Regions from separate parts of the Homo sapiens genome. Here all the other regions are linked to region 3. Evidence: chromatin loops called from intact Hi-C (ENCODE). Cell type or tissue: endothelial cell of umbilical vein. All regions are shown on one strand.

Region 1 (8,000 bases), 58 kb after region 3:
CCCATCCTTCGAAATCCAATTCGAGTCCCACCTTCTCCATAAACCCTTATCCAACTATTCTGGTCCACTCTTGGTCCTATGAACTCTTACAGTATTTTTTGGGGGGGGGGGGCGGGGAGAGGGGGAGGGACGGAGTCTTGCTCTGTCGCCCAGGCTGGAGTGCAACGGCGCAATCTCAGCTCACTGCAACCTCCGCCTCCTGGGTTCAAGCAATTCTCCCGCCTCAGCTTCCCAAGTATCTGGGATTACAGGCACCTGCTGTCATGTCTGGCTAATTTTTGTATTTTTGTAGAGACGGGATTTCACCATGTTGTCCAGGCTGGCCTCGAACTTCTGGACTCAAGAAATCCTCCCGCCTCAGCCTCCTAAAGTACTGAAATTACAGGCATGAGCCACTGTGCTGGGCCTGTTTTTTTTCACTATTATTGCTATTTTCCGAATACTGTTGACACAGCATTTGCAATCATGTGTTGTGATTCAACTTTTCCTTCGAGTTGCTCTTTCTCCCCAGCTAGATCCTGAGATCCTCTGAGACAGAAGTCATACCTTAACTTCTCTTTATTCTGTGGTAGAGACAATGCTGTGTTTTCCTATGCAGTTCCTCTTCCTAGACACAAAGGAAAACTACTTTTCCTGGACTCCTTTGCTGTTAGATTGGGTTTGAACTTGAATTCTAACAGAGAAAATGTAGGCAGAAGTGATGTGGCCCTTAAAAGCTCTCATGAGAGCCGTCAATCCTCTCTGCCCCTTTCACAGTGACTGAGATGGTATAGATGATGGTTTCAGAAGATGAAGACAGCCGGGGTCCCTGAGTCACCACATGGAGGAGAGCCACTCGGGAGAACCACTGACCTGCACTGGACAATGATGTGAGCAAAAACACCCCATCCTTCTGAAATACAATATTTTTTAGTGCATGAAACCATAGACCTCATGCCTGCTTCCTTCATCTCTGTACCCCTATTGGTATTCGATGAATGTGAATATGCCTGGTGTTAGATGTCCTGGGAAGCAGAGCTTGCATGAGCACAAGAAAAGTGACAGGTGTACCAAATGCAGTCTACTCACACCACAGATCCACTCAGCTCACCTGCCTTTCCCATCCCGCACCTGGGCCCCTCACCCTGCTCCTTGGCCAGACTGGTCCTATTGAGAGGTGACAGCGTGCTGGCAGCCCTCGCTCGCTCTTGGCACCTCCTCGGCCTCAGCGCCCACTCTAGCTACGCTTGAGGAGCCCTTCAGCCCACCTCTGCACTGAGGGAGCCCCTCTCTGGGCTGGCCGAGGCCGGAGCCAGCTCCCTCTGCTTGTGGGGAGGTGTGGAGGGAGAGGCAGGGACCGGAACTGGGCTGCTGCAGGCGGCGATCGCTGGCCAGCGGGTGTTCCGGGTGGGCGTGGGCTCGGCGGGCGGGCGTGGGCTTGGCAGGCCGTGCATTGGGAGCGGCCGGCCGGTGCTGCTGGCCCTGGGCAGTAAGGGGCTTAGCACCCGGGCCAGCAGCTGTGGAGGGTGCGCTGGGTCCCCCAGCAGTGCCGGCCTGCCGGCGCTGCGCTGGAATTCTCGCTGGGCCTCAGCTGCCTCCCGGCGGAGCAAGGCTTGGGACCTGCAGCCCGCCATGCCCGAGCCTTCCTTCCTGTCCTTCTCCCAACCCCGCAGGGCCCGAGCCTCCCTGAGGAGCACCACCTCCTGCTCCGCAGCACACGGGCGGGACTGGCGGGCAGCTGCACCTGCGGCCCCGGTGCAGGATCCACGAGGTGAAGCCAGCTGGGCTTGAGTCTAGTGGGGACTTGGAGAACCTTTATGCCTAGCTAAGGGATTGTAAATACACCAATCAGCACTCAATCAGTGTCTAGCTCAAGGTTTGTAAATGTACCAATCAGCACTCTGTATCTAGCTAATGTGGTGGCGACTTGGAGAACCTTTATGTCCAGCTAAGGGATTGTAAATACACCAATCAGCACTCTGTGTCTAGCTCAAGGTTTGTAAACACACCAATCAGCACCCTGTGGCTAGCTCAAGGTTTGTAAATGCACCAATCAGTGCTCTGTGTCTAGCTAATCTAGTGAGGACTTGGAGAACTTGTGTGTCTAGCTGAGGGATTGTAAATGCACCAATCAGCACTCTGTCAAAACGGACCAATCAGCTCTCTGTAAAATGGACCAATCAGCAGGATGTGGGTGGGGCCAGATAAGGGAATAAAAGCAGGCTGCGCCAGCCAGCAGTGGCAACTCCCTAGGATCTTCTTCCACAGTGTGGAAGCTTCCTTTTTTTTTTTTTTTTTTTGCTCTTTAGGTTCACGCTGCCTTTATGAGGTGTAACACTCACTGGGAAGGTCTGCAGTTTCATTCCTGAGGCTGGCGAGACCATGAACCCACCAGAAAGAAAAAACTCTTAACGCATCCAAACATCAGAAGGAAAAAACTCCAGACACACCACCTTTAAGAACTGTAGCACTTAACCGTGAGGGTCCGTGGCTTCATTCTTGAAGTCAGTGAGACCAAGAACCCACCAATGCCAGACACGCTATTGGTAACTCACATTGTTCCTGAGGTCATGGATTCCTAACAACCACCACCATCACTGCATCTACTAATGCCACTGGTTGCTTCGGGCTCCCCTAAGGACAAGGGTCAGGGTGTGGTGCAGTTCCCATCCTTCGCGCTGCAACACGAGCTGCAGTAGCTCAGGCACCCAGACCTGAGGCAGGTCTGGCTTTCTGAGAAGTCCTCCAGAAGGGCTCCCAGGGAAACAGCCTAGAATGCAGGGGAATCAGCCTCCCAAAAGGTGAACTTTGATTAATGAGAGATAGGAGGTGGGCAGGCACTGGCAGGTAGAGTGCTCTCCTCTCCTCCAGGGTCTCCACGCAGCCTGTCCAGAGAAACCCCGCATGGCCCCTGATCTGCTCTGGCCCCTCCACACCTCCCTGGATCTGTGGTTCCTGCCTGCCTGCCTGCCTGCCTCATTTCTCTTTGTTCTCCACTCTTGCTTCCGTGAGATGAAACCAACCAAAAAAGCATTTGTGCCTAAGCTTGGCCTCTGGCTGTGTATTTTGGGATCTCAAACTAAGACAAAGAGAAACTAATATTTGTGGGTCCCTATTATGTGCCAGGCACCGTGAACCTTACCCAAGTTATCTTACTTCATCCTTACGAAAACTGTAAGGTAGTGATTATTAACTCAGTCTTCCAGATAAGGAAACTGAAGAAAGAGGAAACCGTGGAGCCAGCTATTAACTGGTGGAGCGGGAAATGTGAGGCAAAATCAAACATTGAAACATGCGGTGCCCCCTTCGGTTTTGTACCTTTTGTGGCTCCCTAGTGTCTGATCCTTTGGGGAGCCTGCAGTTTCGTCAGTTACATCCTGCAACAGTTTGGGATAGGTTGAAACCTCAGCAGCATCTGACCCATAAAAGAATGTTACTGCGGGGCCTCCCTAAAAGACAAGGGAGGAATCAAGAGAATTCCAAGAAAGGCGTCCGAGCAGGAGGTAAGACAGTAGATTTGAAAGCAGGACTGAGGGAGCAGGAATGGGAAGAGGGGCCCAGCCCCAGCGGGTCAGGGGCCGGACTAGGCTAGCGAGGCCCAAGTGCGGTGGCCCCATGCAGAGATCCTGGCTCGGTGCAAAGGAGATGCCGCTCCCACCGTCTGCAGGAGGCAAGGGCTCCCCTTCCCCGGCCAGGAGCCGGGTGCAAGAGGAGCCTGGGGAGGGAGCTCCAGGCCTGGAGCAAAGGCTCCTCCTAGGGGCCCGCGGTCGGCAGAGAGCGCGGGACACTCACGGCCATGGAGAGCAGCCCGCCCGGTGAATGGAGCCTTTCTCTGGGCACTTGGCAGAACTCGGGGGCCCTCTGTGCAGAGAGGAGGCCCACTGGAATAGAAATAACCTCTGGCTTGCAGAAGCATTTTGTGGAAAGATTCAGGAGCTCAGTAGGCAGAGCAGTCCCAAGAAAGACATTTGGAATGTTGAAACTTTTAGAAGAAAATCCAGACCGTTTTTAGGGCCTCGGGTAAAAAATCACTCTTAAACAAGACACCAAAAGTTCAAGGAAAAGAGGAAGGGTGACTTCACTAAAATTAAGAACTTCTAGTCATAAAAAAACATGACACAGAGAAGACAATCCAGAGACTGGACTCGATCACTGTAACACCTACACCTGGCAAAGAATTCCTGTCCAGAATCTATTTTTAAAACTTCGACAAATCAATAAGAATGAACAATTTAATTTTTTCAATGGGGAAAAGACATGAACAGGCATTTCAGGGATAAGGAAATACAAAAAGACCACCAACATATGAAAAAATGGTCAGCCTCCTTAGTAATAAGGGAAATGCAAACTAAAATAAAAATTAGATACAATTCCACAGCCACGAGGCTGGCAGAAATTTAAAACACAGGCAATCAAGCAGGGGCAAGGATGTAGAACAATGAGAATTCTCATACATGGTTGGTAGGAGAGTTGATTGTTACCACCACTTGGAACAGTTTGGCCTTATCTGATAAAATTAAAGACACGCATACCTTATGACTCAGTAATTCCACTTCTAGATAAATATTAACTCTCATATATAGGCAGTAGGAGAAATAAACAAGCATGGTTTAAAATAGTCCCAAATTGGAAACAACTCAAATGTCCATTTGCTGTAGGAGGAATAAATTCTAACACAGTCCCATAGTGGAAACTATGTAGCTATGAAAATGAATAAACTACAGCTGTACCCATCAACATAGATCACAGATGTGAAAAGCAAGTTATAAAAGAATACTTACAGTATGATTCCCTTGATAAAAGTTTAGAGGCAAGAAAAACTAGGGATAATACTTATAAGGTAAAGCTCTTTCTCAAAAGTAGGAGAGGCTGAATGCAGTGGCTCATGCCTATAATCCCAGCACTTTGGGAGGCTGAGGCAGGATTGCTTGACTCCAGGAGTTTGGGACCTCCCTGGGTAACATAGTGAAACTGCATCTCTAAAAATAAAAACAAAAAAGTAAACAGGTGTGGTGGCATGTGCCTGTGGTCCCAGCCACCTGGGAGGCTGAAGTGGGAGGATCAGTTGAGCCCGGGAGATCAAGGGTGTAATGAGCTATGATCACACCACTACACTCCAGCCTAGGTGACAGAGTGAGACCCTATCTCAAAAAAATAAAAAGCAAGAGAAAGATTAATGCAAAATCGAGGATAGGAGAGTGAAGAGAATGCATCAGGGAAGAACAATAGGAGCTTTGCAGGCACTGGTAGTATTTTTTCTAAAGTTTAGTGTGCGGTTTGTTTTATTGTTATTCCTTAAACTATACTTACACGTTATATATATATTCTTGTATGAATGAAGCTTTCACCAAAAGCTTTTTTTAAGAATGAGAGTTAGGCTTTTTTCAAGGGCAGTGAGACCACTATCAGAGATTTTTCTATGTAGCTGAGATCCATCCTAGTTGGACTGAGGGTGTAAGAACATCAGGACAAAGGAGCTGGGGTGGGGAGGGGTGCTAACAGGGAGGCCTCACTCTGTGCCAGGCTTTAATGAGCAGAATCTCAATGGGCATCAGATGCTGCCTTGTCAATAAAACACAGCCAAGAACAAGCTGAGTTGCTGGAATTCTGAATAATAATGAATTAGAACTTACTGCTGTATCTAATAATCCTTCTGTGACATTTGTATAGTGTTTCACAGTTTATGAAACACTTTTATCACTTTTATATGAGTTAACTCAGTCAGTTCCCGTAATCCCACTGAGAGGCAGGCAGAGAAGATTATTTTTATGCCTATTTTTAATGAGAAAGCAACCAAGTCACAGACAGTTGATGTGACTTGTCTGAGGCTACACAGCCAGAACTGCGTCTTAAATCTCCTGGTCAAGTGCTCTGCCTAGCACAGCTGCTGCCTGCCTGTTCCAAGTGTGGTGGACAGAGATTCTGCCCAGGTGCCCCCTCCCTGTCCCAAGCCCTGCCACATCCTCCCACCCCCAGCATCCTTCCTGGGAGTAGGTCAGCCTGTCCTGGGCCCTGCCCCCTTGCACCCTCCCACCCACAAAGCCTCTCCCTTTTCTGGCCTTGAGTTATGCTCCCCTTGCCCCAGTCTTTAGGATTCTTCTATTTTTTCTTCCCGAAGGAACTTTTCCAGATGCTCTTTTCTTTGGCTTTATCACAAACCCTCTATATGGATTTCTAGCTCCTGCTATACCTCATCAGTTTGTTGACACTTGTCCAGACCAGGACGTCTGTGGGGTGGTGTCCTGGCACACGACTCCTACCTTGAGCACCATAGGGTGCAGCTGTTCTCACTGGGAAACATATGTGAGCGCCAGTTGGAAACTCTCCCTGCCCCAGGTGATTCTGATCAGCCTTTCCAGAACCAGTGGATTAGCAAATGGTTCATAGCTGTGGGAGCCGATCAAGTTCCCTAACCTCTCTGAACCTCCACTTCTACATCTCTGACTTCATAGGTGTTTTTAGGAAATTAAGGGAGGTAGTGCCTACTACATGGTAAGTGTTAATCAAATGTTCTTTTCTCCATCTAATCTTCCCAGAAAATAGTAGTGAGGTGGGTTTTTTTGTTTTTGTTTTTTTAGATGGAGTTTAGCTCTTGTTGCCCAGGCTGGAGTGCAATGGCATGATCTCAGCTCACTGCAACCTCTCCCTCCCAGGTTCAAGTGATTCTCCTGCCTCAGCCTCCCAAGTAGCTGGGATTACAGGCACGCGCCACCATGCCTGGCTAATTTTGTAATTTTAGTAGAGACAGGGTTTCACCATGCTGGTTAGGCTGGTCTCGAACTCCTCACCTCAGGTGATCTACCTGCCTTGGCCTCAGAAAGTGCTGGGATTACAGGTGTGAGCCACCATGCCCAGCGAGATTTTAAACCAAAAGGCTTCCTGACAAAGTCAAGATCTCCCACCCTCACACAGGCGCAGCTTCTAACATCCGCAGTCCTCTTTGAGGAGAAGATCTTGTGTGCTGGCAAAATATTTTAGCTACTGCACAAAACACTGCGTGGCACAGTACTTTGAATTCCCAGAGAGAAAGGCCCAGGGGTCTTGTTGGAGGGTATGTAGGAAAAGGAAACCTACTCCCAAGGCAGAAGGCACTCCCAGAGCATGCTTTGGTAATTATGCAGGCTGGGAGGAGGCAGGCCATGGGTGGAAGAAGAAGGAATGGAGAGGAGAGGAAGCCCGGAAGGAGAGAATCACAGGTTCATTTAAAATAGATGCCAGCTAGGGGTTTAGTCCTTCTCTGGCTTGCTGTGTGAGCTTCTGCAAGTCACTTCACTTCTCTGGTTTGGGCCATATCTGAAGAGGCCTTCTCCAACTGAGACACTCAAGGATGCCATGCATTTTTCCAAGTCACTAGGAAACAACGCTCCAATCGCATACCTTTCATTTGCATTATTGTAACCTAGACTGGTGTCCAACTCTTTTTCATAAACAGTGAGAAATAATGTCATTTCCATGATTGAATCAAGCACACCAAGGGTGTTATAGAATCACTTTTCTTGCTTAGCAGTTCTGGGCAGCAGAAGAGACTTGCACTCTAGATCCTGGAACAGCTGAGCTTTCTTGGGAAGATTCCAGACAGTTATTAACCCAATGAGTAACACCCTATGTGCCATTCTGACCCTCTGGGCTACAGTAATGCAATCTTCTATTGCTTTTCTCTCTTTTAAGAAAAGCCATCAAACAAGGGACTCATTCAAATTTTTAACCACAATATAAACAGACATTTACACAAGAGCAATTATAAATAGCACATGTGCAAAAAAAAAAACCTGCCTACTGGCATCCAAAGATATGCTGCAGAAAGCAAATTTGGGACTCTATTTAAAAATCTTTTCAAAAATGCCTTGAAGCAACAATATTCAATGTACCTGATGTTGCAGCAAAATTGATTTACTGATACAATATTGGTGGCATTCGAAATTAGTAATAGTTCCTTTGGGAACTAATATGGAAACACATAGGAAGAACTATATCCATGATTATTCAGAAGTAATGCAATAAAAATCTGCATAAAGAGGCCA
Region 2 (8,000 bases), 560 kb before region 3:
ACTGGATTTCAGAACTGCCCAGTGATTTGAAAATTTAGATTTTACTTGGGCCTTTCAGGAGTCTTTAGATAGGGATGCTGAGGTCATATTTAGTTCAATGAACAGCCCTTGTTTAAGTTTTGCCAGTGTCCAGCCAGCTGTGGCCCTGGCCATCTGTGCAGGCAGGTTCCTCAATTCCTGGTTGGCCCTGCAGTCGGTCAACACAGTCCCTCCAGGTCGGCTGCAGAGGCAGCTGCCCAGCCTGCAGTCTATGCACGGGCCTTAAGAAATGAGCTGCCTGTAGCCTCACGGCATATGCTTTTATCAGGGAAAACCCTTCGAGCTTCTTCTGATTCTCACCTGCTTGCTTTCTGGCTGTCTTAGTCAGTGTGTTTACAGGCAACTAAAGCCTGTTCCTAATTTATCAAAAAATTATAACCAAAATTCACCATAGCCTAAGAGAGTAAACCCCACCTCCAAAGTGATGCCAAGGCCAAAACCTCATCAAGGAACCAGACACAGGTCAAAAGTGGTGAGCAAGCCATGGTCTCTGCTCCTGGGGAACTCACACGCTGACCCCCGAGGAGCCTTGGTTTCCTCCCTGGCAGATAGTCCCCAGAATCTTCTCTCCCAGCTTTGAGGTTCTGGGCTCTGGAAAGGCCTCTGGGATGCTGGCCTTAAGATCTCAGCACAGACTATCAGCATGTTCCATTCTCAGATTCCTGGAGGAAAGGTACCCTCTGTTGACCAAGGGGCTGGCTGCTTCTGAGACTTACCAACCCAAGAAATTTGGAGACATTCCCCTCAGGCTAAAAGGCAGCGGTCCCCAGAGTTCAGAAAGCAAAAGATCTTGACAACTGTGCCAGTAGTGGCTCTGGTCCTATCTCTCCACAGTGCTGGCCTCTGCTGGGGAAGGCATCTTTCCCAAAGGTATCCCCAAGTACCATGTTGAAAATGTCCTCAGTCTGTTGCTCCATCTTTCTGAGCCTCTGCTTGGTATGTCATGTTTATGGTCACTACGGATGAGTGTGTGCAGAGTTTGGGTTGATTCTTTTAAATGCTACAAACAAGAGCTATTTCTTTTCAATAAAAAAGGTTTGGATTCGGCCTCTTCCTCTGAGCCCACCTCCCAGCCCTCCAGGGAGCATCAGTGTACCTGAGTCACTTTGTCTGCATCTCTTCATCCCACAAAACACGAGGCTGGGTCTCATTCAGCGGCCTCTCACCAACCTTCAAGATCCAGAAGAAAACAGGAACGTTCAGCTCTGCCCTGTGTCGTATCTAATCACATACATTAATTTATCTAACCACATAAGTTATTTTTTTTTATTTGCCAGAAATAAACCTTTAAAGGAACAAACCTGTGTGGAGGACTCATGGGAATGGGAGGAAGATGGAAAAGAAGGGGGAAGAGACTGTCTTTATCATGAGAGTAAAATTCCACCTTGAGGACTAGCTCCATAGTTACCAGAGGTATGTCAGGAGAGAGCACGTGTGTGTGAGTGAGTGACAGACGCAGAGCCACAGGGTGCCACAGAATTTCATGTAGCTTTGCTGACAAGAGTTAACTTGGAGAAACTCCAGGAGCAGGCGTCCTGGACAAGTAGCTAGGGGGCTTTTTGGCTTTACATACCGCCTCTGTCAGAAGACCGCACAGCTGAATACAGAAGTGCATATGGGATCATCTCCAATCTTGACCCAGGTCCTGGCACAGGAAGGTTAGGTTCACTTCTGACAGCTGAGGCCACAACTGCAACCCCCGGAGACTGCCAGGCCCTCCTTCCTGTTTGGACTGGGAATTGCTGGGGGCCAGAAGTCCTTGTTTGTGGCGGGGCAGCCAGACTTAGAAAAGTGTGAGGCATTTCTAATCTGCAAGAGGGGGTGTCAAAGAATCACCATCGCAACGAAGAGAGTCACTGGTATGTCTAACAACCAATAAGAAAGATTTTTTTTCACGCTTGAAAGGATGATTTAGGATCTCTAAGCCAGTTGATAATGAAGGTTTTTATATCTTTGATTAACAAGAACAACAAAAATGAGATTGGAGCTGACCACACCCAAAATGAATGTGGGAAGCCTGAGCCGACCAGGAAGGGGTGAGAGGACTGACTGACTTAATGAGCCTCCTGGGTGTCAGCTCGGTGCTGCTGGACACCCAGAGCCCAGCCCTCCGCAGCTGTGGGGAAGGTGGTGTGGCCATTTTGCAGAGCGGCAAACCAAGACTCATGCAGAAGTGGTGTCTGCAGGAGTTCAGATCCTCTGCACACGCAGCTCAATCAGGCTGACCCATCAACTACGACCTTAACTTAGAAGTGCCCCAGCCCCTGCTGTGTGTAGGACTCTGGGGACCCGAGCCTAATTCCTGGAGGAGGTCACAGTCCAGGGAGGGCAAACATTGACCCAAGGGTGTGGGAGTAAAGGGCAGAGCCCTGAAGCTGGGAAGGATTTCCAAGAGGAGGACATTTGGCCCGACTCCTAATAAATAGGAGTTCCCCAGCAGAGAAGGGATGGGGGTGGCACTCCAGGCTGCAGGAACCGCACTTAGGTAGGCCTGGGTTTCTGAAGAGGCAGTTGCTTAAGGAGGTGAACAATTCCCTGAGGCCGGCAAGGAGGCAGCCAGGAGCACACCGTGAGGGGCCTTGTGTCAGGGAGGGCACTTCAGGTCCAGTCATAAGATGAATCACTCTGCAGGAGATCAGGAGAGAGATTCTGTGCAGGGAAAATGCATGATGGAAACAGGAGATGCACTAACAAAGGTCAGCAACTGGAGAATGAATTCGGTTCCAAGGTAAAAAAAATTCAAAGCAGGGTGAGCTGGGCCACAGAGCTGCCCAGTGGGAGATGCTGTAGTGGGAGGGGCTGCTGCCAGAGGTAGGATGGGGGAGCCGCGTTCCATCTCTAAGTTAGCTAACACCTACCCTACACCTACCACGTGCCAGACACGCACCATTATCACCTTTATTTAATCCTCACAACTATACCCTGTACAACGCATGGGTGCTCTTATCTCCATTTTATAGCCAGCAAGGCTGAGGCACAGAGAGGTTAGGTAACTTGCCCAAGGCCACACAGCTAGCAGAACGGGGATCTCCCAACCACTATGTTAAGATCACCCAGCTAGTGAGTGGCAAAGCAAGGATTGAAATTCCAATTTGTTTCCAAAGCTTTTTTTTTTTTTTTAAATCAAGAGCATAGGGAGAACCTCAGTCAGACCTGGCTAGTGGGATAGATATTAAGCAGGCAGACACAGGGAGAGGGAGCTGGGGGCAGACGGAACTGTGTGCATATGGCAGAACCTGGGATGTGCTGGGGGCTCCTGGGCGAGTAGGGAAAGAGACCATAGGGGCTGGTGGGGGCTGCAGGAGAGGCCAAGTCTGCACATGTCTGGTGAGGGGAAGAAGAAGACATTCTGAGACCACTGAGTGAGCCCGTGCTACCGAGCTTGTTCTGTATCATGCAGTCACAGAGAGCCTTGCTTTACTTTATTCCCACTGAGTGTCTCCAAAACCCTGTTTTCAGACCACAGCTCTATCCTGGGTTTAAAACCACAGCGTTCACAGGTAGTTCTGTGGTTCCGAGATACTCCACCAGGCATTTTTATCTGAACACCTTCCACCCCAAGCAGAGCACAATTGCAGGAGTTCTGCTGCCTGAACTCCCCAAGGGGAGAAGCCCCAGCCCAGACCCTCTATGGCCAGGCTGACCTGGGGGTGGTGGGCGGAAAACCCTGCCTGTGTGGGCTGGCACCTAGGAGGGGCAGTAACAGCCTGAGCTCTTGCGGCCATATTCAGAGCCTCCTGCCTGTTTGGGCCTCTCTCAGGATAATCTGCAGCTTATTTTCAGAAAGAGAAGTTTAATTCCCTTAAGCTCACAACTAAATGTTGGAGAAATGCTTTCTGGACTCATCAGAAGGCTGACCATGTTCCACATGGGGTCCAAGACTTGGGGTAGCCCAGGGTGAGAAGGGGCCCAGAGGGAGGCCCTCAGTCCCATGCGCCCAGCACCCTGGTGTTGCAGAGGCATTTGGAAAAGCAGGAAGGGAGAGGTGCTTAGAGGCTCCGGGGCAGAGATGGGCTGGTGTCCTCTCAGCTCCCTGACTCTATGGGCATGAGAGGAGATGGAAGGAGAAGGCAAGGCACGGTTCTTCCCTCCAGAGATCTCAGACCACCCTGGAGAAGCCCGTCTCCTGCAAGGAGAAATGAGAGCAATGCCAAGTTATCCAGTGTGGTGGGAGGCCAGCAGGACTCCAGCCTCAGGGCGGGTCCTTGGGAGGGTAGGACTGAGGAGGAGGTGGGCTGGAGTAGATTCTCAAAGGATGGGAAGTAGCCTGGGCTACTGAACAGAGCAGAGAGAACATTTAGGGTGTTAGGCATGCAGGCAGGAAGGAGGGATACGGGGAGAGGACCATGCAAGGCCTAAACCTGGAGGGACAGGTAGGGACAAAGGCTGTCTGGCAGGGCCTGCACTCCTTGGAATCAGGGCTCCGTTCCAAAGGAATAAGGGGCCAGGGAAGCAGGGGAAGACATGACAAACCTTTCAGGCTGGCTGCCACTCTGCCTCAGTGCTACATTCTCCAATGTCTGCAAGCTCATCATCAGCTCACCTGATGGATCGGGGCATTTTGCTTGGCTACCAGCAAGCCACATAACAGTCCTGTTCCCTGGTTTGCATCCTAGAGGCACCTATGTTTGCTGATTCGATGGATCCTGACAGAGCAGTTTGCCAATCACGGAGCTTCCTGGGTTGCGTGGAGGAAAGCCCTCTGCACCCAAGTTTGCAGTCCTTGCTGTTCTGCATCCCAGGTGGTTCTGACCACAGGGGGCAGTGTGGTTCCATAGGACACCGATAGATCGGGTAGCCCTGTTTCCTGGAGAGAAAAAGGAGGTGTTTCATGGGTAAATAAGTATCAGAAATCAGGCTATGAAAGGTAAATAGGTTAATAATTTAATAAGTCTCTATGAGACTTCTTGGAGCCTTTAAGATACTCATATGCACTGGATATCTCCAAAAGGAGCCTATAATATATGGGGTTGCCCCAATTTGGAGGCCCTTGGAGCAGTTTTTAATTTCAGTATATTTTGAGGGACAGATATTCCAAAGATCACACCTTGGGAAACACTGCTCCCAAATCCTATTGCAATTACTGTCTCTCCTCCCCTCTTAGCATGTCACATATCCCGTCTAGTGTTACTAGGTAGTATTTCGCCTGTGCAGCAGCCTCATCTAGGTCGGAGGCAGGGATCTCATGCAGCCTCCCTAGCACCCAAAACCAAGCCTTGGACATGTGAGATATTTAATAAAGATTGATTGCCTGGGAGAAAACTTCAGACCATGCAGTTTGTAACTCGTGTTTATGACCTGCTTGGTGTCAGCTGCTTTGAACTCTGGCTGATTTGAGCTTGAACAAACTAAAAAAGCCTGTTCCCAAACACCTACCACCCACCACAGCTGTCTTCTTCCTCCTCCCCACCTCCCCGTGGCCTTGCCATGCCACAGGGCAACATTATTGCCTAAGACTAAAATAGTTTCTCTGAAAATCGCTTTCCTAGGGTTTCCTTCCTGAAACAGCTGCAAGGAAACACAACTTGATCCTAAATATCCTGCCACCTCCTGGTAACTCTCCCCATTGTCCAGCAAAATCCAGAAGACAGGCTCCAGCTCAAAAGGAGTCGTTTGTTTGTTGAGACAGAGTCTTGCTCTGTTGCCCAGGCTGGAGTGCAATGGCGCGATCCTGCCTCACTGCAACCTCTGCCTCCCAGGTTCAAGCAATTCTCCTGCCTCAGCTTCCAGAGTTGCTGGGATTACAGGCACCCGCCACCACAGCCAGTTAATTTTTGTATTTTAGTAGAGACGGGGTGTTGTCATGTTGCCCAGGCTGGTCTCAAACTCTTGACCTCAAGCGATCCACCCACCTCAGCCTCCCAAAGTGCTGGGATTACAGGTGTGAGCCATCATGCCCCGCCAAAGGGAGTTGTTACTGAAATATTGAGAGGACCTTGGACGGTGTGAGCCAATCCCTACACAACGGTGCCCCTGGTCTGAATGCCAGTGGGATGTGAGGACCATCTGAAAAAGAAGGGAAAGGTAGAGGGGAAAGGGTACTTTAAGAAGCAGAGTTTCCTCCTGCAGCTGCATGCTCCAAAAGGGCACTTGAAATTCAACTCCCTAATCCTTCCTTCCCTTTTCTTGCCTCATGTAGTACAATGAAGTGAAAAGAACCTACAAGGGCTTTGAACGTCAGAGAGACATGGCTCTGAGCAAGTCTTAGCTTTCACGCCTGTTGATAGACAGTGTACTTGACTTCCCAGCATCTACTCCCCTCTGCCTATGGAGTCCAGCAATATTTGGGGGGAGTTGGCCTCAAGTCAAGGATAATACCATTCCCCCTGCTAGTGACTGGTTCTGGAATGGACATATAACCTGATTCTGGCCAAGGAGATAAGAGAAAATATCTGCTGGAGATAAGAGGAAACACATTCTTGACAGTTTACTGAGTGGATAATATGTATTTCTCTTTCCTACTCCCAGATTCCAAATTCCCTGCTTTTTTGGCCCACCTCACCACAAAAGCTCCATAGTTTATTCATCTAAGTTTGCATGGATGCTTCTTTGGGGGAACTGCAGGAGTTCATGGAAGAGTTTCAGAAAGGAATGAGAATGCCTCAGGAGTTGTTCTGTGATGGAAATTGGCCTGTTGTTCTGTTAATGCTGCTAGAAACTTACAGCGCTTAATAAAAATCTATTCTTTTAGTAAAAAAAAAAAAAAATTATTCCCTTTTCTTTCATAGCTACATGAAAGCAATCTTGAAAATGTGACCAATGAAAACGGTGTTATCCTTGACTTGAGGCCAAGTCCCCAAAATATTGCTGCACTCCACAAGGCAGAGGGGAGTCGATGTTGGGAAGTCAAGCACAATGTCTATCATATATCCCCAACAGGCTCTCTCTTCCCTATCAGTAGTGAATGAAAAAGCCACTTTCTGACCACAATCAGCACCAGCCTCATCGTGGAGCCTCCCGCAAGGATGGTGGAATGAAGGCAATCGAAGAATCTGTATCTTTGGTGGCAGTGTCGATCGGTTTGTCTAACCTAATTCTTCCAGGCTTCCCAATCACTAACCAGATACACTTCTGCCACATTTAAGCCAGACAGAGTTGGGCTTGCAGCCAAGGTGCCCTAACTAATGCCAGGTAGCAGTCGCATGGGAAAAGGCCAACAAGCATTTGACCACATACTAGGCATGCAGCGAAATTTTGTTCCGTTTTCCTTCACACCTACATGAAAGCAATCTTGAAAATGTGACCAATGAAAACCCCACTGCGTCCACTTTCAAGAGTTAACTGAGCACTCGTGCCCCTAACGTGGTGCCAGACTCACAGTAGGTCTTCAACAAATGTTTACTTTTTGATGCATCTCTAGAGTGTGATGTTGGTAACACCCGGATTCCAGTATATGGCTTACTTGATGGGTATGGAAAAGGATAGCAGACTTATTACAGACAGCAGCCATCCCAGTCCTGTTTCTAGACTCTGGGATGAGCGGTCGGGGCACAGGTCTCCCCACCCCTAGTCTCCATCCCTGCGCTCTGAGAAGCTAGAGAAGTCTGTGGCCAATCACCTACACAGCAAACCATGTGAGGAATGTCTGGTATTTGGGTATGTGGTATGGTATGGGTTTGTTTTTCCTGTTCATCATCACTTAGGATGGAAATCTTTAACTATTTTGACTGGAGGCATGAGCGTGGAGCTCAGGACCCCAGGGATTGGAAGGTGGGGGAGGGCACAGGACAGTCCTGGTCTTTTTTCTGCTCCTGGGACTAAATGGCACCATCCCTGACCTGGTGTGTTGTGCTCAGTCTCTGACTTTTCCCTGTGGCCCCACAAAAGCGTTGATTTCGAAGCAGCAGTAGCAGCAGGGGGAAGACATTTCCTCGGGCAGGGAATCACTGAAAGCTACAGAGACGAGTCTGGCAGGAAGGAGACTCAGCCCCTGCATGGCGGGGCTGGTTGTCCTTTGTGCT
Region 3 (8,000 bases):
AAAACTGTGTTTTATCCATATTTCTATCTCTAGTTCAGTTTTTCACGCACAGTAGATGCCCAATAAATGTTTATTCATCAGGTTAAATAATGAAGACCACGATTTGTAGGAAAGATAAGTTTTTAGTAAGAATGAAGTAATCCTTTTCTTGGCTAATCTCAGTTCCAGTAAGATTGAGTGTGAATTTCCAGAAGTGGTGTTATCTTCAGCAATTCTCAGCACCATGCAAATAGGAATGAAAACATATACTGTAGGCCGGGTGGGGTGGCTCATGCCTGTAATCCCAGCACTTTGGGAGGCCAAGATGGGTGGATCACTTGAGGTCAGGAGTTTGAGACCAACCTGGCCAACATGGTGAAACCCCATCTCTACTAAAAATATAAAAACTAGCCGGGCATGGTAGCGGGCACCTGTAGTATCAGCTACTCAGGAGGCTGAGGCAGGAGAATTGCTTGAACCCAGCAGGCGGAGGCTGCAGTGAGCCGAGATTGCACCATTGCACTCCAGCCTGGGCAACACAGCAAGACGCCATCTCATTAAAAAAAAAAAAAAAAAAAAAAAAGAAAACATGTACTATAAACTCCTAGTCATTTTCTTTATGTGATTAAGTCCTCCGAGTGCTATAACAGGTGTTCAACTTGTACAATGCTGAGCAATTATTTAAAACAAAATGTAGGCCGGGCGCAGTGGCTCATGCCTGTAATCCCAACACTTTGGGAGGCTGAGGCGGGCGGATCATCTGAGGTCAGGGGTTCAAGACCAGCCTGGCCAACATGGTGAAATTCCATCTCTATTAAAAATACAAAAATTAGCCGGCCATGGTGGTGGGCGCCTGTAATCCCAGCTACTCGGGAGGCTGAGGCAGGAGAATCACTTGAACCCGAGAGATGGAGGTTGCAGTGAGCGGAGATCGTGCCACTGCACTCCAGCCTGGGTGACAGAACAAGTCTCCTTCTCCAAACAAATAAACAAAAAACCAAAATGTATCTGCCAAGTCTAACATATAAGGGCAATTGTGAAAGTTATCCTGTGGTTAGACATTCCTGGGTCTCTATTCTCGAAGAATCCTGCTAGTTACATCCTTAGTGGGTATCCTTACACACAACCCATAAAATGTACCAATTTGCTGGTGAAAATTATGAAAACAAACAAAATTTTCTTTTGAAATTGTTACCTTTATTTTTGATAGGAATTTTCACTAAGTGGGATTCCTAATTGCCCCATAGATAGATTAGCCGTGCTGTGGACGAGACGTGAAAAAGGTAGATGAGTAAACTGAAGTAAGATGAATAATAGTTATGTTGTCCCTTTTCTTTGAATGATATACAGTAGTTTCTTCCATGTGTTTATTTTTTTTCTTTCCTGGCAAGTAGGTCAAGAAAGTGTTATTAATATTATCATCTTGGTAAACACTGAGATAAGGAGAAATTAAATTAATTTTTTCAGTAGATTGTTACAACACTGGTCCTTAATTTGTTCATACCTCTCTCTACAACATCCTTGGATAATACCTTTCGCACTGACTCAAGGCTTAGCCATGTATCTTTCTTTGGCCAATGGGACAAGAGCAAATGTGACACAAGAAGAAATATTCAAGCACTTGCACACTGAAGCTTGCTTTCTCTTGCTGCTCTTTTATACCCTGAGACCACCATGCTGAGAACATTATGTGAAGCCTGGGCTAGCCTAGTGGAGGAGGAGAGATCACATGGAGCAGAGACAAACCATCCCAGCTAAGTCCTCCTCAACTAACCAGCCTGTCAATTTCATGTATGTGAGGGAGGCCAGCCAACCCCAGTTGAGCCACCTACACACCTCCGATCTGCATACCAGCCTAGATCAGAACGGCTCAACTGACTCACAGAATCATGAAAAATGATGAGTGTTCATTGCTTTAAGCCACTAAGCTTTGGGGTGGTTTGTTTTACCCCCAACCTAACTGGTACATTCCCCAAGAAAGCCTAGTCAGGCTAGATTCTAGGGGTCCTGATCCCCAGATTCATGTTCAATTGCTACTACTCCTCTTCTGTTCAAAGGCCAAATTTAGATATGCAAAACTTAAGGATTTTATTTTGGATCTTATTGAATTTCCCAAGGGCAAAGGCCATGACTTGATTTATCCAGCTGGAATAATACTTTGCCTTATTAATAAAATAATGCTCAGGGAGAGGTGTTACTTCTCTGAAAAGGAACTAAACTTTAGTTGTTTTTACAAGGATAGAAGGGAAAGCTAACTGTTACATGTATAACTCTGAGAATTTATATAGGGCATAGATATTTCTAGTTACAAAGAAGGTTTTAGACTAAGGAACTCTCCTAAGAAATAGAACAGAGAGGATGGAAAAAGCAGGGCCCATATCTTCCTCATGATTTTGTCCCTGATATGGTTTGGCTGTCCCCACCCAAATCTTATCTTGAATTGCAGCTCCCATAATCCCATGTGTTGTGGGAGGGACCTGGAGGGAGATAACTGAATCATAGGGGCGGTTTCCCCCATACTGTTCGTGTGGTAGGGAATAAGTCTTACGAGATCTGATGATTTTATAAAGGGTTTCACCTTTCTCTTGGCCCCCATTCTCTCTTGTCTGCCACCATGTAAGACATGCATTTCACCTTCCACCATGATTGTGAGGCCTCCCCAGCCATGTGGTACTGTGAGTCCATTAAACCTCTTTTTCTTTATAAATTACCTAGTCTTGGGTATGTCTTTATCAGCAGCATGAAAATGGACTAATACAGTTCTTATGGCCCAGACCAGAGTCTTGCAGAGCTGCTAGGCTGCACAACTTCAGGAAACACTATTTACATTGAGGTCTGTGCAAACTGTGCCCTCTGCTCCCATCCCCAGAGTTGTGCAGTGTACATGGGGCCCCTGCATAGCACACAGTAAATATTTAAGAATGAATGTTAGCCAGGCATGGTGGCTCACACCTGTAATCCCAGCACTTTGGGAAGCCGAGCACGTGTGTACACACACACATTTGTGGTATTTAGCAGAAGTTTTTTTGTTTTGTTTTGTTTTGTTTTTTTTTTTAGAAAAGGTCTAGAGCTCTGTCTGTGCAGTGGCACAATTATGGCTCACTACAGCCTCAATCTCCTGGGCTCAGGGCTCAAATGCTCCTCTCACCTCAGCCTCCCAAGTAGCTGGGACTACAGTTGCACGCCCTCATGCCTGGCTAATTTTTAAAAATTTTTTGTAGAGATGGGGGTCCCACTATGTTGCCCAGGCCAATCTGGAACTCCTGGTCTCAAGCGGTCCTCCTGCCTCATACTTCCAAAGTGTTGGGATTACAGGCATGAGCCACAACATCCGGCCTTAGTAACTGAGTTTTAACTGCAACGAAAAATAAACCAAATTAGAATGAGTATCCCTATTGGGTAGCCTCCAGGAGCGCAAGCCACTTTGCTTTGTCTGTGACAAAGTAGGAAAATACCTAAATGAATTGTAAAGATCAACAATAGACCCAGAGAAGAAACTCACCAAATTCTGCAGGTTAAAAACGATAAAAAATAAAAGCTCATTTTGGCTAATGGTGACACCTAGTGGAGTATCAAAACTGTGGGGTTTTCTTGGAGTAAACTATTTTATTTCACACAATGGAGTAGGGGAGTCCCTGGGATTGTGTACCCTTGCTCCCTTCACAATAAGATAAGGAGATGAAGACCTACAGGCCTCCCAGGGTAAGCAAGTACAGTATTGCTCTAGAAGAGACTGTTTCTGTGTGCGGTTGCAGAAGACCTCAGAATCACACCAGAAGGTCTCAGCAAGTGAGATCAGGGGCCACTCATCACTTAAGACAATTATTCCTCTCAGTCTATGCCTTTCCACTTGAATGTCACTCTTTCTCCTGCTCCTTGCCCTCCTTCTTTCCTCTTCTGCTTTTATTTACCCCATGTTTATCCTCTGCCCCCTTTCCATTCTTAGTTCTCTAAGCCCATTGATGCCTCCCAAGATGTTACAAACCCCAGAGCAACACGATCTAGTATGGTAACCACTGCCCCATGTGGCTGTTTAAATTCAAATTAAGTAAAACAAAATTAAAATAAAAATTCAATCCCTCAGTCTCGCTGGTTCCATTGCAAGTGTTCAACAGCACTAGCGGCTACCATATTGGACAGCGCAGACGCGATCATTCCCACCATTGCAGACAATCCTGTTGGAAAGCATGGGCCTGAGGCTTTGTTTACCTCGCTCGGCTCACCTCTTTTCCTTCTCAGCACCTCTTCTCTAAGTGGCAGTTCTTGAGACGGTCTTTCTGCTCCTCCCTGTCCCTCCCTGCTCACTCCAGTCTATTGGGTGGCTTCCTGTTTTCTGTATATTATTATGTAAACTTGTTAACGTGACCTTGCCAAGGTACACACACAAAATATGTAATCACATTGGACAGTTTGTTCAGGACAATGATTTCAGACCATCTTGTTTTCCATGCATTGGAACACATCAAAATATTTTTAAACTCAACACATCAACACGTCATTTAAAACAATTATACCCCAGGCCCTTTTTTTTCTTTTTTAATCTATAGGTTCCTACTTTTTTACCTTGTCTTATGCTAAAGTAGCTTTAAAATTAAACAGTACATCTTCTTAAAAAATACCTAAAAATATATATTTTATGCATAGAACGGCTCTGGAATGAGACACGGGAAACTGGTAACACAGTGCTGTTTGGCTGGGATGGACATTTATGTGGAGAACCCTTGTATAGTATTTGGATTTGTACCAGGCGTGAGTGTACGTGTGCATATCTGTGTAGATATGTGTATATGAAGCTTTTAAAATTAAATTGAATTATGAATAACTTTTGAAAAGAAAAATAATACTTGAAAATAAATCTCACAGCCTTGAAAGGATCAAACTAAAATGATTCCAGGAAGATGAGCTCTCAGACACAAGGTCATTTCTGAATGAGGCTGCATGGTTTCAGTGACGATGTGTCTAATGCGTGGAGATGTGGTACTGTGTTCACTTTATGTGCAATGACGATTTGCTAAGAATTAGAATACTCTGGTAAGTGACACCTTCTGACTGCCAGTGAAAGTTTACATTAGAAAGAGAGCCTTCTGGCCAGGTGTGGTGGCTCACACCTGTAATCCCAGCACTTTGGGAGGCCGAGGTGAGTGGATCACGAGGTCAGGAGTTCAAGATCAGCCTGGCCAAGATGGTGAAACCCCGTCTCTACTAAAAATACAAAAATCAGCTGGGCGTGGTGGCGCATGCCTGTAATCCCAGCTACTCAGGAGGCTGAGGTGGGGGAATCGCTTGAGCCCTGGAGGCGGAAGTTGCAGTGAGCCGAGATCGCGCCACTGTACTCCAGCCTGGGCGACAGAGCAAGACCCCATCTCAAAAAAAAAAAAAAGAAAGAAAGCCTTCCTTTGAGCCTGTCACTTTGGTGCCCATCTCAAAAAGGACCTTGGAAAATGCTGAAAGCTAGATGGATCCTCCCTTCCTGAGGCACACTGAGTCACCTCTCTTTCAAGGGCTTAAAGAACAAAGTGAAAGTAACCATTTCTCTTCCTTTTCCTTGGCTCCCCTGGTCTAGCCATGGCTGTGTGTTCTTCTTAGGATCTTCGGGGAAGAAAAGAGAAGGGAGCCTGAGTTCTTGCCTCACTTCAAAGCTGGTTTTAGCCCAAAGGCACTTCGAACTTGGGATTTATGTAGCATTTATAGTAAATTCTCATGTTTCTTTAAAAAGAAATTTGGGGACTAGAATACCTACAAAATAAGAACTAGTTACACCGCCAATTTGAGAAAAAGGGAAACTGAGGTAGACACAGCAAATGTGTGAGCTGGGATTCACAGCACTCTTGACTTCCTGTAAGTTTCCATGACATCGAAACCATATAATCATATGCCCAGACCACACTATAGCACCTCTGTGTGAATTCATCTAAATAAAGCGATGCCTGGACCACGCCACCCAGGGGAGTTGGTTTGTGGTTCTTTCTGACTGTGGATTTCTACAGTGCCAGCCTGGCTTTGCGGGGAATCATCATCCTTCTAAAAAAACTAAGGTTTACAACTGGGCTCCCCAGGACATGCAGGATTGAGTTTCTAATGATGGGAAGACAAATGGCAGCCCATTCCTCAATTAGGTTTTTGAAAACAAGACATCTGTCACAAAACTACCCCCCTCTCCCCGCCGCCGTACAGAAGTTTACATTTTATTTAAACCTAGTGTTTTTTGTTGTTGTTGTTGTTTTCTGTTTTTGACGCAGGGTCTGGCTCTGTCGCCTAGACTGGAGTGCGGTGGTGTGATCACAGCTCACTGCAACCTTCACCTCCAGGGCTCAAGCAATTCCCCCACCTCAGCCTCCCCAGTAGCTGGGATTACAGGCACATGCCACCATGCTCAGCTAATTTCTGTATTTTTTTGTAAAGTCAGGGTTTCACCATGTTGCCCAGGCTAGTCTCTAACTCCTGGACTATGACCTACCCGCCTCAGCCTCCCGGTTGGGATTACAGGCATGAGCCACCGCACCTGGCCAAAACCTAGTGTTTTGTTTTTTTTTTTTCAATGACTGAAAAAAGAGAAAAAAAATCTATCTTTTAGAAGGAGTAACGAAACATAGGCCTAGAAATTGAGTCCCAGGCAGGAAGCATCTGCTACCACTTAATGTTTAATGGTGTAAGCCCCAGACTGCCGAGGATGGGCAGGATTTTATAGTTTGGAACTTACCAAGCACCATCTATTTTCTAAACTAATTTTGAGTTGATGTGGAATTCTATGTTTTAGGAAGGCAATTTAAAGGGCACAGAATAAGCTAAAAAGAACATAAGTGAGCAAAAGGGGAAGCAGCTATCGCAGAACAGCAGATGGAAGGGTTTCTGCCTCGGCCTGAGTGTAGCTGCATATTAATTAGATGTTATTGTTGCTCGCATTAGAGAAACAAAAAAGTGTCAGTTTTGCACCACAGACAAAAATGTATGAAAGAAAAGAGGAGTAGAGGCCTCAGCAAGAGTAGGAGAATATCACATTTAAAAAGTGCAACTTGTAAAAAAGCGTCCAAGAAAAAAGAAAATCAGCATAATGTTGGAAGAAACTGTTCTGGAACAACTGCTGTTTTAATCCTTCTCCTAGTCTGTTTGTGTTGCCATAACAAAGTACCATAGACCGGGTAATTTATAAGAACAGAAATTATTTCTCACAGTTCTGGAGGCTGGGAAGTCCATGACCAAGGCACTGGCAGGTTTGTTGTCTGGGGAGGGTCTGGTCTCTGTTTCCAAGATGGTGCCACACGGTGGAAGGCAGAAGGGCAAGAGGGACTTACTCCCTCCATCAAGCCCTTTTATAAGGGCACCTAGTCTCAGTCCTCAGGGTGGAGCCCTCATGGTCTAATCCCCTCTTAAGGGTTTCACCTCTTTTTTTCTTTTTTTTTTTTGAGACAGAGTCTTGCTCTGTCACCCAGGCTGGAGTGCAGTTGCATGCTCTCAGCTCACTGCAACCTCTGCCTCCTGGGTTCAAGCAATTCTCCTGCCTCAGCCTCCCCAAGTAGCTGGGATTATAGGCGCCCGCCACCACACCTGGCTAATTTCTGTATTTTTAGTAGAGACAGGGTTTCACCATGTTGCTCAGGTTGGTCTCAAACTCCTGACCTCAACTTATCCGCCTGCCTCAGCCTCCCAAAGTGCTGGGATTACAGGCGTGAGCCACCGCGCCCAGCCAAGTCTTCACCTCTTAATATCACTATCACGTTGGCAACACCTGAAGTTTGGAAGGGATACATCTAAATCATAGCAATCCCCAAACCTTATCCCCAGTATGCGAGACTGTATTCAGTTAAAGAAAACATGTCCTAGAAATGATATATATGCTCAGACCTCAGGAAAGGTCACTGATACAAGGGAGTGTGTGATTTTCTTCAGGAGAAAATGACTGATGACCACAGTGGATTCAAAGAGCATGGAATAAAATCATTGGCTTGGTGACCCAGTCTGAAAACAAGAAAAATGTTAAGCCAGGTGAAAATAGGCTTTTCTGCAGCCAGGCTGCAGAAAAG

The links. Peaks named below come from ENCODE experiments on the same cell type or tissue, not always from the same donor. Only the 100,000 strongest peaks of a DNase experiment are listed, where the experiment ranks them.
Region 1: it touches region 3 in a loop (2.3-fold over the local background); 5 of 110 quality-filtered maps call a loop at or near these places.
Region 2: it touches region 3 in a loop (5-fold over the local background); 5 of 110 quality-filtered maps call a loop at or near these places.

Annotation. Positions count from the first base shown.
Region 1 is chr15:63,457,741-63,465,740 of GRCh38, forward strand. No RefSeq gene overlaps it. Among named protein-coding and RNA genes, the nearest start is that of USP3, 43 kb to the right of the region's middle. In endothelial cell of umbilical vein, no CTCF peak of the experiment used is centred here; a DNase peak (open chromatin) is centred at 4,501; H3K27ac peaks cover 319 bases.
Region 2 is chr15:62,843,293-62,851,292 of GRCh38, forward strand. It overlaps TLN2 (talin 2), which reads left to right. Exons shown (of 59, transcript NM_015059.3): 59 at 1-1,339. LOC105370854 (a long non-coding RNA gene) reads right to left here. Exons shown (of 7, transcript XR_007064671.1): 2 at 4,583-4,846; 3 at 1,613-1,848; 4 at 1-1,209. Among named protein-coding and RNA genes, the nearest start is that of MIR190A, 23 kb to the left of the region's middle. RefSeq lists enhancers at 2,094-2,594, 3,276-3,777, 3,778-4,277. In endothelial cell of umbilical vein, a CTCF peak has its summit at 4,786; DNase peaks (open chromatin) are centred at 4,809 and 5,559; H3K27ac peaks cover 3,216 bases.
Region 3 is chr15:63,399,451-63,407,450 of GRCh38, forward strand. All of the region lies in intron 4 of LINC02568 (long intergenic non-protein coding RNA 2568), which reads left to right. Among named protein-coding and RNA genes, the nearest start is that of LINC02568, 13 kb to the left of the region's middle. In endothelial cell of umbilical vein, a CTCF peak has its summit at 3,541 (motif pointing left); a DNase peak (open chromatin) is centred at 3,541.